3 separate regions of the Homo sapiens genome follow, and all the other regions are linked to region 1. A link is an interaction called in ENCODE POLR2A ChIA-PET data of the cell type or tissue named here. Cell type or tissue: Caco-2. All regions are shown on one strand. Links, peaks and the distances in the headings refer to the core of each region. The heading gives the core; the rest is flanking DNA.

The links. ChIA-PET counts read pairs that join two places held together with the same protein. Peaks named below come from ENCODE experiments on the same cell type or tissue, not always from the same donor. Only the 100,000 strongest peaks of a DNase experiment are listed, where the experiment ranks them.
Region 2: POLR2A ChIA-PET joins it to region 1 with 11 read pairs; 2 of 35 experiments call an interaction of 5 or more read pairs at or near these places.
Region 3: POLR2A ChIA-PET joins it to region 1 with 11 read pairs; 5 of 35 experiments call an interaction of 5 or more read pairs at or near these places.

Annotation. Positions count from the first base shown.
Region 1 is chr20:17,957,934-17,960,433 of GRCh38, reverse strand. All of the region lies in intron 1 of SNX5 (sorting nexin 5), which reads left to right. Among named protein-coding and RNA genes, the nearest start is that of SNORD17, 3.8 kb to the left of the region's middle. In Caco-2, for the core only: no CTCF peak of the experiment used is centred there; DNase peaks (open chromatin) are centred at 534 and 1,512.
Region 2 is chr20:17,453,999-17,461,126 of GRCh38, reverse strand. It overlaps PCSK2 (proprotein convertase subtilisin/kexin type 2), which reads right to left. Exons shown (of 12, transcript NM_002594.5): 10 at 4,679-4,779. Among named protein-coding and RNA genes, the nearest start is that of BFSP1, 74 kb to the left of the region's middle. In Caco-2, for the core only: no CTCF peak of the experiment used is centred there; no DNase peak of the experiment used is centred there.
Region 3 is chr20:17,818,897-17,826,024 of GRCh38, reverse strand. The region is part of intron 2 of LOC107985440 (a long non-coding RNA gene); the gene reads left to right. Among named protein-coding and RNA genes, the nearest start is that of BANF2, 120 kb to the right of the region's middle. In Caco-2, for the core only: no CTCF peak of the experiment used is centred there; a DNase peak (open chromatin) is centred at 3,884.

The sequences.
Region 1 (2,500 bases), core at 1-2,500:
TTGGTAGAGACGGGGTTTCACCGTGTTGGCCAAGATGTTCTCGATCTCCTGACCTTGTGATCTAGCTGCCTCCACCTCCCAAAGTGCTGGGATTACAGGCGTGAGCCACCGTGCCTGGCCACTTTTTGTATTTTTAGTAGAGACGGGGTTTCACCATGTTGGTCAGGCTGGTCTCGATCTCCTGACCTCAAGTGATCTGCCTACCTTGGCATCCCAAATTGCTGGGATTGCAGGCGTGAGCCACCACACCCAGCCAGAAGTCAGTTTTAAAACTTAAATTATTTGAGAGTAGGTATATTTTCAATTTGATTCTTACAAGTGACCTAAGGGATCTGGAAAAGAGGTAAAACTTTGCATGGTAAAGGTCCGGCATGCCCAAGGCTGGACTTGGTTCTAAAGCCTGCTTTGTTAACTGTTGTAAACGGCCACTGTAAGCATTGTAACATCTGTGGCCTAAGTCAGAGACTCAAGTGTTGGCCAGCAGGGCTAAGGAGTACTCTGAGCCCTTCAAGCTTAAGGGGGGATGGAGGCAGAGGCAAGTGAGAGGGGAAGAGTGGAGCCTGGCAATTATTTAGCAAGTTCTGTAGCACTGTGGAGTGGGTTTGTTGACTAAGCAGAAGGAATGCTGAACTTTTGGTCACACTTGATGCTTCCCGAGTGAGAGTACAAATGCTGACTTAGAAGCTCTAGTCATTTCACAAGTTTCTACCCATGTTTGTCTCATCTGGAGGGTTATATGCTATAATATGAGAAAGTTCATTTAACTTGCGCCTGGGGGACATTGAGTTAATGATGGCCTGGATGCTGAGGGGTTTTGCCAATACTCTCTTTTAGACAGTTCTTTAAGGCCCAAATACAACATTGCATTATTTGCTTATTTGGTGGTTAGGACTGTCATGTCAAGTGATTGGAGTTTTGCTTGAATCCCTTCCTAGGGCGAAATGTCTGGGCAAAATGGCTGCTAGTGAACCTCGGATGTTTGATATGCTGTGGTTGCAGTCACTCATAACCTAGTGGTTTTCTTCTTTTTGTCTTCATCACATTCTGAAACAAAAAATATGTTTCTATACTAACCAGAAAGGAAGACAGGTATAGTCGGGGGTATTACCTCTACATGGGGAAAGGGACGAAAAGAGAAGATAATTATTCAGAGGAACGAAAAGCAGCTAAAGCAGCTGGTAGCATCCATTGCAGCTTTAACTGTGGTGCACAAATGAGCTCCATTTACTTGATTACATCCCCCTTGGGTCCTCCTATTCGAATTCCAAGGGTATCCCATGTGGAGTTCACAGGCTCACTGAGTTTGCTGGGCTTGTGAGCGAAAATGGAACTGTCAGCATATTCATTTGAGCAGTGCTAGAAGTCAGGGTTTGTGACTTTAGGAAATGGAATCTTAGGAAATGTGGCAGTTTTTGAGCTCTGGGAAAGGCACCTTAGACCTGTCCTGTGAGCTGTCCTATGTCTCCTCCAGAGACCATGGCTACTTCTTAGGCCTGGCTCTGTTTATTCCTGTTCTTGGGCCTGCCTGACCTTGACAGATAAGCCTAAGATCAGTAGAGTCGTTGGTATAGCCTCTGCAATCACATCTCAGTTAATGATTTGAGGTATTTTTAAAGGCTGTATTTGCCAGTGTTAACTTAGCAGAAGGAAGGAAGCTCTTATCAGAAAATACGCCAAAGCTGGAGTCAGTTATGATCAAATGAAGTCGCAGACCTTGAAGCTTTATCTTTGTTTGCAGAGATCTCACAAATGGACATGTGAAAATTAAGCCAGACAAGCAGATATTTCATAGGAGTTATCAAGAATTCATGTGGAAGAAAAATACTTAGGTTGAGATGTGAGGACTCAAAAGTATCTGTTTTGATCTTACTAATAGTTGATGTTAAAATCAACTTCTGGTGACTACTTGAGCTTAATTTTTTGGAGGAAAGCCATTGTAATAGGCTCCCTCTGGCTTTCAGAATTATAAATATACAGTGCTTAAGGAAAAAGGGAGTACTTGAAACTTAAGTAATCCATGTGCTTTTAGTGAATATATTTAGTCTTTTTATAGCTGATTGACCAGATTTTCAAGTTTTAGAGGTTAAGTACATAAGTTTTTAGTCTTGAACTTTTTATTTTGAAGAAAGGGACCCAAAGGGAAATTTGGAGTGAAATACCTCATCTTCTTAATTGTAATCTTCACTTGGCATTCCGTGCTTTGGGTAATCCAGTGTTATGACAACTTTACTTTAGCACTCCTTACAGTAAAAGGAATGGGGCAATGAGATGCTTACGCTATGAGTTCCTCGTGCCTTGTGTGTCAGGTTTTCAGATTGACCACCACCTTGTCTGCTTTAATGTACTTTTATTTAAGTCACTTTTCCCTAATAGCCCAGTTCCTATTAGTGCTGCCACTGTTCTCTCCTCTCTTTTTTTTTTTTTTTTTTTTGACGGGCAGAAATGGAGTTAGGTAGTTTTTTTCCTCTCAATTTCCAGCTCAGAAAATCAGTTAATTGAG
Region 2 (7,128 bases), core at 2,832-5,331, 500 kb after region 1:
GAGCTAACTCATTCACTGCAACCCATTGCCATGGCAGGATGAGTGGTGAGCCCCACAGGCAAGACAGTGGCAGGGCCTTTTCTATGTTCCACCGAGAGCCCAGTGGAACAGGCATCCTAATGCTTAAAGCCAACTGTGTGAACTCGGATAAGTTACTTTAACAATTCGAGCTCTAGCCTTTACATCTTTAAAATGGGCATAAGGCCTTATAGGTTTGTTGCAGGATGTAAATGTAAATTATGTATGTAAAGTACCTAGCACAGTGCTGGACACTGAATAAAAAGACTTTATTATTATTAATGATAACATATATCACATATATCAGAAGTTAAAGTAAATTAGATTACTATTTCCTAAGTATTGACCTCAATATTTAAAAGTATGTAAATGAACGTTTTTCAGCTTTAAGGCATATTCAACCTTAAAAATCACCAGACATCCAATTAAAATATTAACTTCCCTAAAAAAACAATATTTCAGAAGCAGAGCTAAAATATTCCAGGAAGTCATTGGAACCTTATTGATGATCTAACTTGCTACCTTTTGTTGATAAGACAATAGAGATCCAGAGATGAGTGATTGTCCACTTAGATGCCAGAAGACATTAGCAGTTGTATTTCCCTCCATATCTATCTTTTCTCCTTCCTTATTAAGAAAACTTCAGTTTTATTCAGAACAGCAATGCATTCAGCTATAAAATTACATTTCCCAGCCTCCCTTGAAGTGTGGCGGTGGTCATGTGACAGTTCTAGCCAATGAGAAATAAGCAGAAGCCACTGGGTGGGGCTCCTTGGAAAACCCCTTCAACATGGCTGACTCAGCTGGTTTCCTTCTTTCTTTTCTTTCTTTCTTTTTTTATTTTTCTCTTTCTTTCTCTCTCTCCTTCTCTCTCTCTCTTTTATTTGTTTATTTATTTATTTTTTTGCCCTTTGTGCTTCTCCTTTTCCTGCCTGAAATGTAAACATGGTGGCTGGAGTTCCAGCACGTCTAGAGAACATGAAAGTGGCAGAGCAAAGGAGCAGAAAGCTAGAAAGAGCTGGATTCCCTGATTCACAATGGTACCCCGGTACCCTAAACCAGCCCTGGGTTCCTTATCTCTGTATTTTCTTTCACATGACAGAGAAATAAACCCTTGTCTCTGTTATTATTTGGATTCGTTGTTTCATGCAGAAACATTAAATCTTGACTGAATACCAACACCTAATCAGAGGCAGAAGCCAGCTACCCACACTCTGCACCCAGAGTCATAGATTCACAGAGCTATTGCCTTATTGATCATCCTCACACCCTAGTTCACAGATCAGCGACAGGCTGGCAGCTTAAGTATTCCCGGGGAACAGGCATTGAAAAGTCAGGTTCCTGGGCCACCCATCCCTAGGGATTTGTATTCTATGAGGCTTGGGTGAGGCTTGGGAATGTATTTTTTAAAAAACTTTACCCAGTGTGCTCAATTTCACTAGCTATGAGGGAAGTGCAAATTAAAACTATAATATGACTCCACTGCACATCCATAAGAATGCTAAAATATAGAAGACTAATAATACCACATTTTGGCAAGGATGTGGGGCAACTGTAATTCTCATATACTGCTCAAGGTAGGGTCAATGGGTACACCCACTTCAGGAAACTATTTGACGATATCTACTAGAATTGCACATATGTATATTAATGACCCAACATTTTGACTCCCTAGTAGACGCTCAACAGAAATGTATCTGTATGTTCACCAAAAGGCATGTACAAGAATGTTCCTAACAATATCACTCATAGTAGCCCCAAATGGAAACAATCCAAATATCCATTTATACAATGGAATGATATTCAACAATGAGAATGAACGACCTATAACTACATACAGGAACATGGAGGAATCTCTTGCACTGCTGAGCAACAGGGCACATAAATCGTCTGTTTCTTGATTTGGGTGCTGGCTACATGGGTCTGTTCATTTAGTTAAAATGTCATGGAGCCACACCTAATGAATTTCTTTCTATATACTATACTCGCTAAAGAGTTTACATTAAAAATCCATCCCCTGGAAGGTCAGTTTTGGAAATGTTGTTCCAGTCCAGCATGTGGACCACTTTACTCCAGATGATTTTCTTGAGTCAAAAACTGATCTTCTTATGACATCTACCCCTCGAGCCTAGCTCACCCTCTAGGACCACAGAGAAAGCACCAGGTCATATGAGAGAAACCTAAATATTCGAAGGTGGCAGTCATCCCCCACTAAAATTCTTTGAAATTTCTCTGATATTGGTGATACTGGGAGATGGGAGCAATATTTCCTGTGACTCAAGTAGGCATTTTCAAGCATTAGGCAGAAAAGTACATTATGATATTAAACTACAAAGTGACAACTGGTTAGGAGAGAGAGATGGTTTTCTTTTTCTCCCCTACAGTCATGATGGGGGAAGTGTTGTTCTCTCTCTTTCAAGGTCCTGATGGACATACATTTAGATAATTTGTTGTTATGCATGAGGACTTCCTGTAACCTTATCTCAAGATAAGAGAGAGATGAGCTTTGGGACTGCTCTGTGGAGGCCCTATTCCTCATCCCTCTGGGCTCTCATTTGGAGTATCTCATCCTGACCAATGGTTTTCACTTTTGGCTATTGGAGCCGCTTTGCCTAAAGCTAGAGATGCCTTGGAGTTTACTTCTCCAGAGTAGCTCTTAGCCGATGACTGACTCATATAAGAATATGACAGTCCTGCTTCCTTGCCTGGAGGTAGAACAAACTCTGAGGCCTAATTTACACTCGGGATTAGACTGAGGCCAGAACTTTTGAAGTTGAACCTTTGCTTGGATTCTTCCCCATCCCTAACTTGTTTCCCCTACTCCCTTACTGCCTTTCCTGGGATCCCTTCCTTAATAAATCACTTGCACCAAAATCTCATCTCAGGGTCTGCTTCCAACCTCAGAAAGTTGGTATTTTGAAGAATTTTAGGACCGGCTCCCGTGATGGACTTACCCACAAGCTGCCAGGTGTTATATTTTTTTCCTCTTTATGCCAGCAGAGAATATTAAGTTCATGATCATTGCTTCAAAACAAAGCATGCCTGAATGGTGACTGCATTCTTTTCTGTAGGATATCTGGACGTATGTGCTAAAAGAATGGTGACTAATCAAGGCAGAGCCATGAATCTCTAGGAGTCCAGCAGCCTCACTCCCCCACTTTGATTTATTTAGGTCTTCCATTTGTGTGCCTATGGATCTAGGCATAGGCATAGGATTTTGTTTGTCAAAAATCCAGAAGACTGTGAGTCAAGTCCTGACTTCTGAGGTTGAAAGGGCAACCGGAAACCCTTCTCGCTTTTGGAGCACTCCTGTTCCCTGGCTCTGCACAGCTCAGCTACAGGCAGCAGGCTGTGCTAATTGTCTCCTTGCGGATGCAGTGAGCAAGGCCAGCTCAGGCTCCAGGGCCCACTCAGACCCTGAGATGAACAGTTTTATCTTCAGGAAATGTACATTGGATATGAGTAAATTTTGTTTTCTGTGCTTGATAGGGCAGAGGTCTCTGTGCCTAATAGTTGAGCTTTGACCAGTGTCTTGGCATCATAAATTTTCTATCTGAATTTTGTTAGAAGAGTCAAAGTTTAGACTTGTCCAAAAAGAGAAGTCACTCTCAATTTGGGGTCTTATCTGTAAAGGGAGGATAATTATGCCTTTTCTTGTGAAGGTAGAGGGTTGAACTAGGTAATCTGTTGAAGCCCCTTTCTATTCTAGGAACCAACTCCTGCCTCCTTTGCAAATCAGAAAATGCACTGCCTATGTGGAGAGAGACAAGCAGGGCTGCCTAGAGATTGATGCTGGGAGCCCTGGTTGCCTAGCAACTCTACTCTCCTTCCCCAAGAGACTGAATCCAACTTCTCACAAGTTGCTGGGAACTGCATTCTCTGACAATTCCCTACACAGCCGGCACTTACACTCACACTATGTGTGTGGTGTCTGAAGCCCATGTGTTCATTCTGTGAACATAAGGCCAGCCTCAGGTATCATTAAAAGAAAGTAGAGTAGCAGGTGGGCAGGTACCTCCACTGCTACTCAAATCCAAGGTGTGTCCAGCAGTAGCAATATGTGGCCTCTCCATAGGATGGTGAGGACATAGGAGATGGTCTCCTCTTACCTTCAGCTTGGAAGGTCTCCCAGGAAAGCCCATATCTTGGTCTACACTGCGTGACTTTGCCTATCTTGTTTCAGTGTTAAAAAGTGAATCCACTTCACAAATTAACAAATCTTGAGTGGGACCACTTTGTTTGCCACATGTTCTGAAACACCAGCCTGGCAATTTGATTTGTCTTCAAGTAGCTGATTGTGAATATCACTGGAGTAGAAGAGCCCAGGGATACACAGAGGATAGAGGGGTAAATTTGATGAAGAAAGAAATATCTCTGTGCCTTCACTGGGTATCTGAGTAAGTTGCTAATACGTGCTGCTGGGTGTTGTGTGCTCCCAGGAATGTGGTTTTATGGTGTGTGCGTGTGTGTGTGTATGCACACGCACGTGTGCTGGTGGGCACATGGGCCACTTAGAAATGCACAGCAGAGTTCATTGGCCCTGACTATTCATGGCCTCTCACATCAACTTTTCCCTCCATGGACACCTGGCATGTGGGCAGAGAGACACGTGTTAGTCCACCCTGCAGAGCTGGCCCTGGACCCAGAGCTATGAACATACTTAGCCTCCAGAGCCAGTGCAAACACACCAGCTGCCTCGGGGGCAGCTGCAGATGTCCCAGAATGCCTCAGAGTGCAGTTGCCGTACAAATCTGTGGTTGCCTGGAAGGGAAGATAATGAGTAATGAGTGGATAAATCACGCTATTTTGAACCCCCGCACAATGTGGAGCAGGGGATTATCTACTCCTTTTATTTATTCATTTATTTATTGAGACAGCCTCACTCTGTTGCCCAGGCTGGAGTGCAGTGGCATGATCTTGGCTCATGGCAACCTCCGCCTCCCAGGTTCAAGCGATTCTCCTGCCTCAGCCTCCTGAATTAGCTGGGATTACAGGCACGTGCCACCATGCCCGGCTAATTTTTGTAATTTTAGTAGAGACAGGGTTTCGCCATGTTGACCAAGCTGGTCTCAAACTCCTGACCTCAGGTGATCCACCTGCCTCAGCCTTCCAAAGGATTACAGGCATGAGTCACTGCCCCCAGCCTACTCCTTTTATTTAACCTATGCTTTGTTCCCAAGAAGATTAAGATGAAACTAAGGATAAACTTAGCATCCATATGCCTCTCTTTTGCCCTAGATTTTATCTGAGCTTCCTAGTAGCCCACGTAAAAGGGGATATATAGTCAGTTATAGTTACAGTGTCCACAAGATAAATGAGTTGTTCAAAGAAGCATATCTGTGGCTATTCCAGAGACTACAGAGAGATTTATTTCCTGAAACCTAAAAGGAAACATTATGAAGTGGAAAGTGATGTCAATACCCCCACCCTAGTTTTGTTGCATTGGGACTGGCCCTTGAAAGGCCAAAGGCCACTTCATCAGCATTTCTTTTTCCTTCTTGGGGGAAAGAAGGCATTCCCGAAGAGGAAAGAATCAACATGCTCAGCTAAAGTCTCTCTAGAAGGGCAGGCTATTAAAACATGTTTCTCTACATCTAAAATCCACGGAGAGATTCTGAGATGTGTTGAGTCAAGACAACCCAATATGTGGGTATCACCTCCACAACTCTTATTTAGAGGGGAGACTGGTAAACAGATTTTTAAAGGACTTTCACAAAGTGAAAAACCTCATTTTCAATGTTTGTGAGAGCCAGGGTGTTCATTAAAATCATGTATAAACGACGGGAATTCTTCCTCTGTCTGTAGGATCCTCAAGAGAGCTTATTATTTTGAGGAAGAAATTACCAGGGAGGTTTAAGGGCATCTATTGAGCAAAATTATAGTACTCACAGGAAACTCAAGGCCTTTAGCCAGCCCAAGTAGAAAGAGTCATAAATACGGGTCGAGGACAAATTTACACCACTGAGAGGTCTTTGGGGTAGGGAGTGGAGCTTTCAGGCGTGAGAGTGAAGTGTCACCTCACCTGTCCCTGTCTGCTCTGCCCTTCTCCCTTTCTGTCCATACAGCTTACAGGATAAGAGGGGTCAAAGCCCCCTTCTGTTTGGGAGGAGCTGGCACATTCTTCATCCTCCCCAAGACCAAGGGGGAATGCAGGAGGGCTCGTGGGAAGGACAGGCTTTTAAGGTCTGCGTCCCTTCCAGGTAAAGGGCTTCTCCTCGCTCACGCAGGGGCATGGCCATCTTGCCAAGTTGGGATCCCACGTGGGAGCGTGGGATCGAAACACTGGATGGTACTAATGATTTTGTCCTGAGCTCCTGTCCTCCTGTCTCAAGAAGCCTCAGTGGAGATGGGTGCAGCCAGTCAGGATATAATTCATGCATGACTACTGAACCACCTACTAAATCCTGGTTTGGAGGTGTAAGAAAAGGCTGATCTGTGAGCAAAATCTCCAGAGAGGAAAAGATCCAAAAAAGCTTATTATGCTTTACAGATGATGTATTTCCCAGGGGCTTGGAAAATTCACCATTATACCTAGTTGCCAAGAAAGGAAGATTTTTTTTTCTTTGCTCAGAAAAGAGCAACAAACAATAAATCTGTGATTATTAATCTTTTTGTTCTAAAAATCATGGCTCCATTTTAAAATATGATGAAAATCACAACTCTTTCCCTGAGAAAATAACAGATGTGTGTGCAATTTTACGGGGTTTATGGATCCAGAAAAGTCCATCCGTGAATGTTGTTTTTTAAATTGCTATAAATAAACAGATGGGTTCTTGTTTCAGACAGGGTTACAGTGTGATGCCTTGGTTCTTACAATGAGTTAGTTATTCTTGTAAGTGATGGAATGGGGCAACTGATTGGTAAACCAGACTTCATCATTACTTGTAAGCCAGAAACAATAAACAAGAAAATCTATGGAAAACGATCCAGAAAGGAGTCCTCACCGATCATGCTACTAGCTCGCAGATGGGAGGTCTGTGCTTTGTTAGAAAGCAGGACTGGGCATAGAGAAAAGGGGTCTTCCCTTCAGAGCCTTAGTTCAGGCTCTGAGGGAGGGGACAGGAGGGGAGCAAGCCAGTGTCCCAGCATCCCACCCTGACACAGAGGTGC
Region 3 (7,128 bases), core at 2,672-5,171, 140 kb after region 1:
CTCTCCTGCTGTACTTGCCCCTGTTCACTCCCAGTCCTACTCCCCCAAGACAGCATCTTTTGCCAGTTGCTGTTTATGGATTTTCTCCACACTCCAAATCACATACTTATACCTCCGTTCCTCAGTTACCATCTTTAGACAACAGCTATTCACTCCCCAATACCTAAGATGAGCATTTAGCTCACTACTCCCAATGTCTGAACTTTCATGACTATTTTTGACTCCTGCATGAGCATTTCCTCTTCTGACAGCAGTCGCTGATTCCCAGCTCTGTAAGATGAGGACATCAGTGCCCCTCCCTTTCTTTCTGCTTTTCTCTTCCCTTCTTCAATCACTCGTGTTTTGTGCCTCTGCTTCTACCACTTCATAGCACTGTGGTGTTTAATCTCGGGTGCCTGGGCTTCCTGGGAGAGCAGCCATGAATTCCTTAAAATTAAGTGTAAAATTGTGTGTGTGTATTTATGATCCATTTCCTGGGGAGAGTCCAGAGCTTTCATCAGACACTCCCAGAGGGGTCAAGCTCGGGTGCTGTATGGGACTCTGTACTGAGGTCTTCCGTCCGCCACCAGAGCCACCCTCATCCTTCTTCAGACTTCCGGCTGGGTGTGGCCAATGGGGGGCCCGGGCAGGAGTAGCAGGAAGGGGACGAGGAGAGTGAGGAAAGGCATTTGCTTATTCCTGTGGCTCCGTCTCTGCTGGGTCATCTCGGGCTGGTTGAGTCTCAGCTGAAGGACCTTACTCCGCCAACGGTTGCCTTTTCCACGTAGCTATCTCCTTTGGTAAAGGCTTAATTGTTCCTAGCCCCAGGTCACTGCATTTTTCTTGGTGGTCTTATACACCCTGCCCATACCTTTGTAAACAGTCCTTTTAATAAGTCATCTGGAATTCTCTTAATTTGATTGTGACATTTGTTTCCTGTTGGGACTCTGTAATGACCATGTTCCTCGGACACAAACTCTGAGACAGAGGTTATATGCAGGAAGTTTTCGGACAGTGCTCTTGGGCAGAGGGAGGAGTTGAACTGCGATGTTGTCACCATGAGGGCTGGAGCTGGCCCTGTGGGAGATCTGAAGCTGGGATAGTCTTTGGAGTTATTCCAGTCCAGGCAAGGGGGCCCAAATGACCAGACATTGGATGCCAGGAGGGGACATAAGCTTGGTCAAAGTGGGTCTCTTCAGGTGAGGGCAGTTCTCAGGAAGGGCCCCCTGGCAGCAGGGACAGCCTGGCCTCTAGGGCAAGGAGAGCCTGGGTCTCAAAGCGGGAGGGGTTGGGGGTTATGGGGAGGCCCCTGGAATGCACTGCAGACCCAACCTTGGTCTGGTCGCTAGGCCGGGCCTTTTGTTCGCTGCATCCTGACACCTAGCACAGTGTCCCACACAGTGTAGGAGCTCAGCCAATATTTGTTGAATGAATGACTGAATGGAGTAACAACAAGCTTCTTTAATTGATTAAAATTCATAAAACTCAGAGCGCTTATGTATCGCTGCTTTTTTCAATTTTTATTTTTTAACTTTTTGTTTTGAAATACTTTCACACTTAGAAAAAAACTTATAAAAATGAGACAAAAATCATCCAGGTTTCCCAACTTGTAACATTTGCCTCTCTCTCTTATATATGTGTGTATATACACGTATTCACATATATATACGCAAACTGTTATTAATTTCTGAAACACTTTAGAAAGTTGGAGACCTCCTGCCCCTTTATCGTTAAATATTTCAGCATCTATCTCCTAAACATGAAGACATCTTCTTACACACCTGCGGTGCAATTTATCAAATTCAAGAGATAGAACACTGACTCATAGCTACTATCTGATGTACAGTCCCTTATAGAAACTCCCTCCCCACGTCAAGGATTTGATCCCGGATTACACCCTGCCCTCCACTGTCTTGTCTCTTGGTCTTTTTCCTTTGTCCTTCATGGCCCTGGCATTTTAAAGGACCCATTGTTTCAGGAAATGCTCTCAAGTTCAGGTCTGTCTGTTTCCTTATGATCAGATGAAGGCTGTGCCATTGGCAGGAACCACTCTTCATCTCCAAACCTAGTGGGTTCAAAGTTCACTGCGTCTCTCTTCCCTGTACTCTCCTCAGGGAGGAGCCACTATACCCAGTTTCTATTCTTAGGTCCAAGGGTGAAATCACCTACTCAAGGTCGCACACTTAATGACTGAGCTAAGTCCAGGTACCCTTAGCTGCCGCTCAGCATCTTTTTCACCACACCTGGTAAAAGAAGGGACTTCCACAAACACTTCCCCTCTCCCTTGGCCTCTGGAGGAGGCACCCACTTCCTAACCCAGCCCTTCGTTGTGCTAACTGGGGTAATGGGCTACCTTGATTTTCAAAATAAAGCCTCTAGAGCTGCTCTCAGAAGGGAAACCTCTGGAAGAGGGCTTGTAGGAGGGGGAGGAGGGAGAAGGGGGAGTGAGACAGGACGCTGGCAGGGCGGAGAGTTTGAGGGTGAGAGGGAGGGCTGGGTGAGCCCCTGCCCTGTGGCGTGGGCTTTGGAGACAGAGACGGACAGAAGGACTCTGTAAGAAGTTTGCAGTGGGCAGCGTTGGGTTTGGCACATGGCTCCCGACCCCCAACTCTTTCCTCTCCTCCTATGTTTGCCTGCTCAAGAGACTTGAGAAAAAAAAAGGTTTTCAGGGCTTTGGGAGAGGTCTGTGTTTATTCAAAGGCCACTGTGTTTAGATGGGCCCCAGCATGGCCCAGTTATATCCTGGTTACATATGAATGGCGGTGATTTCATTTGGATCAAGGATAAGAGATATGTTTGTGTAATAAACACTTAGAGATGAAACAGGTTGTCCTGGCAGGGTTCCCCAAGGGACTTTTCTAGAGCCGGGGTCGTCAGGGTTGTTGAGTTGGAAAAGACCCCAGAAAGAGCTCTTCTTTATTTCCCTCCAGTTATTTCCCTCCAGTTATTTCGTGAGTGCAAGTTTTGTGTCCCCAGACAGGCTGAACCTTCCAAGGCGCAAGCGTTAGGCCCTGTGAGCCCTCGTTCTGCCACATACTGCCTGTTGAAGTCTCTCACCTCTTTGGGCCTCAGCTCCTTCACCTATGAAATGGGCTTATAAATAGCGACTCTCAGACAGGATGTGCATGGATTAAATGGGATGCTGCCTCCCGACGCACTAGATGGGCTGTAGAGCATGGCACGTGTGTAAGGAACACACGTGTCATTCAGGACAGTGCCAGGGGGTTGGTGGAATACTACAGGACAGAGGAACAAAGCACTGATCTGCCAGCCCCAGGCATCTCAAGTTCAAACTCACCGTGAGCTTTCCCTGTCCTGGCTTCCCCTTGTCACAGTGGAGACGGGCCCAAGAGGGACCTGAGGCCTGAGGGGGTCTGTGCGGTGGCTGCAGGGGGCTGCTTACTGGAAAGAAGGCCTTGGGGAAGTCCCTAGCTTCCAGATTCTCCCCAGGAGCTGCCACTGGAAACCTTTGTCTGGAGACCAAAACTTTTCAAGACTTGACCATGAAGATTTCTGATTTCCCTGGAGAACAGCTCCTCCGAGCAAATCATCCCCTATCCTGGCTTTCAGCCTCGCAGCCCACACCTTTGACATCTCCACGGTAGAGCCAATCTATGCAGCTGGGCCCACTCTCCTCTGCTCCATCGGCAGTCCCACCTCCTTGTCTCCTTTCAGGGGGTCCCACTTTCCAAGTTCACCCCACTTCCAATGCACCTTCCAGATCATGTCAATCCCTGCTCAAAAGCCTTCTGACGCCCTCCGTAGTAAATGTTTTTTAGGTTTGGCCTAAAGCTGCATCTTGTAAGTTAGGCCTAAAGGTTTCTCCAGACACAGTGAACTGTAACCTAGCTGGATGTGTAAACAGACTGTAACCTACTCTTGTGCCAATCACCCAGCTTCAACCAATCACAAGTGGCCAACTGTTAAGTAAGACAAACTCCCAGTTGTAACCGGTCCGGCTGTTTCTGTACCACATTTCCTTCTTCTGGCTGCAGCTTTCTTTTTTCTGTCCATAAATCCTCTCTGACCACGTAGCAGCACTGGAGTCTCTCTGAACCTATTCTGGTTTGGGGGCTGCCCAATTCAAGAATTCTTCCTTGCTCAATTAAACTTTGTTAAATGTGTCTAAAGTTTTTCTTTTAACCATGTTAACCCCCCAGCTTTGCTCTCAAGTCCCTTCATCATTAGAGCCCACCTCACCTTTTCCAGCAAGATCTTTTTTTTTCCCCCTCTGTCGCCCAGGCTGGAGTGCAGTGGCAAGATCTCAGCTCACTGCAACCTCTGCCTCTTGGTTCAAGTGATTCTCCTGCCTCAGCCTCCTGAGTAGCTGAGATTACAGGTGCCCGCCACGATGCCCAGCTGATTTTTTGTATTTTTAGTAGACCTGGGTTTTGCCATGTTGGCCAGTCTGGTCTAGAACTCCTGGCCTCAAGTGATTTGCTTGCCTTGGCCTCCCACAGCGCTGGGATTACAGGCATGAGCCACGGCACCTGGCTTTCTACCCAGATCTTTAACCATCCTTCATGTGCTGTCCACTACAAACCCTGCCCCTCGATGTTCTTTGGTATACCTTGGGTTTTCCTGCCTCTGGGTCTTTTTTCTTTTCTTTTCTTTTCTTTTCTTTTCTTTTCTTTTTTTTTTTTTTTTTTTGAGATGGAGTCTTGCTCTGTTGCCCAGGCTGGAGTGCAGTGGTGCAATCTCGGTTCACTACAACCTCTGCCTCCCGGGTTCAAGCAATTCTCCTGCCTCAGCCTCCCAAGTAGCTGGGACTACAGGCGCCTGCCACCACGCCCGGCCAATTTTTTGTATTTTTAGTAGAGACAAGATTTCACCGTGTTAGCCAGGATGGTCTCAATCTCCTGACCTCGTGATCCGCCCGTGTTGGCCTCCCAAAGTGCTGGGATTACAGGCGTGAGCCACCGCACCTGGCCCCCTTTAGATCTTTTTTAATGCTGTTCCTCCTGCTTGGAATGTCCTCCTTCAGTAATTTCTACCCATTCTCCAAGCCTCATCCCGAATGCCTCCTCCCCGTCATCCTACCCCCAACTGGACCCACTCTTTCCTGCAGTTTATGCTTGGCATTCACCAGACCCTGCCTTGTTTCCATCTTTGGAACAAGCACGCATCAGCTTGCAAGAGCCAGTTTTGGGAATCTCTTCTCAACTCTGGGTTCATCGAAGTCATTTTGGCAGTTTGAAATCAGTCCTGGTTTACTTATGCCAGGGAAATCAGCAAATGTTACAAGTCGGGGTCCTCCCATCCCCCAGAAAGCTGGCTACCAGCACAGCACTGCTTATCTTCCTATTCCCTGGGCTGGATGCGAGCTTCATGAGGGAGGGCGGGGCATCTCTGAAAGCCCATGTGTCTCCCACCAACAGCTCTTGACAGGCACCGCACTCAACAGGAACTTTAAGCTGAAGTTTAACTCGTGTGATGCAAGGGTCCCTGAAACTGGACGTGAGATGGGTAAGGTAGTGGAGTCATGAGAGAGGGGAGAGGCTCTGAACATTAAAAGTACCAAAAACTCACCCTTTTCTATTCCGGGTGTCAAAGACCACCAAGGACCCCACCACTCTTGTGGCCTCCCATTTTTTACCTTCCATGTTTGAAAAATGACAATAGTTAATACTTCCTGGATGCTGTGGTAGGTTAAAGATGGCCACACATTCTTTGCTACTCTTCTTGTTGGGATGTGGGGTCTGTGTCCCTTCTTGCTGAATTTGGAGAGGCTCTGTGGGCACTTGGCCAGTAGAAAATGGTGGAAGTGCTGCCATACTAGTTTCTGGGCCAGGCCTTAGGTGTCTGTGTCTGGCAGCTTCCACTTCCACTGCTGGGACTCCTGCTCTGGGAGCTTTGACCTTTGTAAGAAGTTTGACTACCCTGGGCTGGTCATCCTGAAGAGGCCACGTGTGGGTACTCTGATCAATATCCCAGCTAAGATCAGCCTTCCAGCTGTCCCCACCAATGCACCAGACATGTAAGTGAAGCTCCTTCAAACCAGCCAACTTACCTTCTAGACACAAAGGGACTGTCCTAGAGCCATGAGGAGCAGAACAGTTGCCCAACCCAGCCCTGCCCAGATTCCCAATCCATAAAATTGTGAGAGATAGTAGAATGGGGGTTGTCTTGGATCACTAAGCCTTGGAGTCATTTGTTACACAGCAGTGCTTACTTAACTTACTATGTTTCAGACACTGGGCTGGGCATTTTAGTTGCTTTATTCCAATTAATCTTTACACCATCTTCATGGAGCAAGCCTTATTATCATCTCCTTTTTACAGATGAGGCAATTGAGGCTTAGAGAGGTTGAGTGCTATGGAATGAATTGTGTCTCCCCCAGAATATGTATGCTGGAGCCCTCACCCCCAAATGTGGCTATATTTAGAGGTAGGGTCTTTAAAGAAGTAATTAAGGTTAAATGAGTCATAGATCATAAGGGTGGGGCCCTAATCTGATATGATTAGTGTCCTTAGAAGAAGAGGAAAAGAGCAGAAGTTCATATGCACAGAGAAAAGGCCATGAAGACAGTAAGAAGGCAAGCCAAAGGTGTAGGATAAACCAGCCCTGCTGACAACTTGATCTTGAACTTCCAGCCTCCAGATGAGAATACATTTCTGTTTAAGCCACCCAGTCCGTGATGTTTGTGACGGCAGCCTGAGCAGACTCACACACTGAGAGCATCCCAAGGTCATACCAATACAGCCCTAGACCCTCACAAGTAGGGGGCCCTACCCCGCACCCAGTACTGTAGAGGGCCCTTCTCTGGCCCTCCTCTGGCCTTGCCCCTCCCCACAGACTGAGGAGTCTGGTTGCTGTGGGATCATGTCTACTCAGGGCCTGAGACCTTCTGGGCCATATTTCATGTACCTGGGGCCCTGGAATTTTTTTTTTTTTTTTTTTAAGATACAGTCTTGTTCTGTTGCGTGCGCTGGAGTGCAGTGGTGTGATCATAGCTCACTTCAGCCTTGACCTCCTGGGCTCAAGTGATCCTCCCACTTCAACCTCCTGAGTAGCTGGGACCACAGGCACATGCCACCATGCCCAGCTAATTTAAAAAAAATTTTTTTATAGAGATAATGTCCCGTTATGTTGCCCAGGCTGGTCTGGAACTCCTGGGCTAAAGTAGTCCTCCCGCCTTGGCCTCACAAA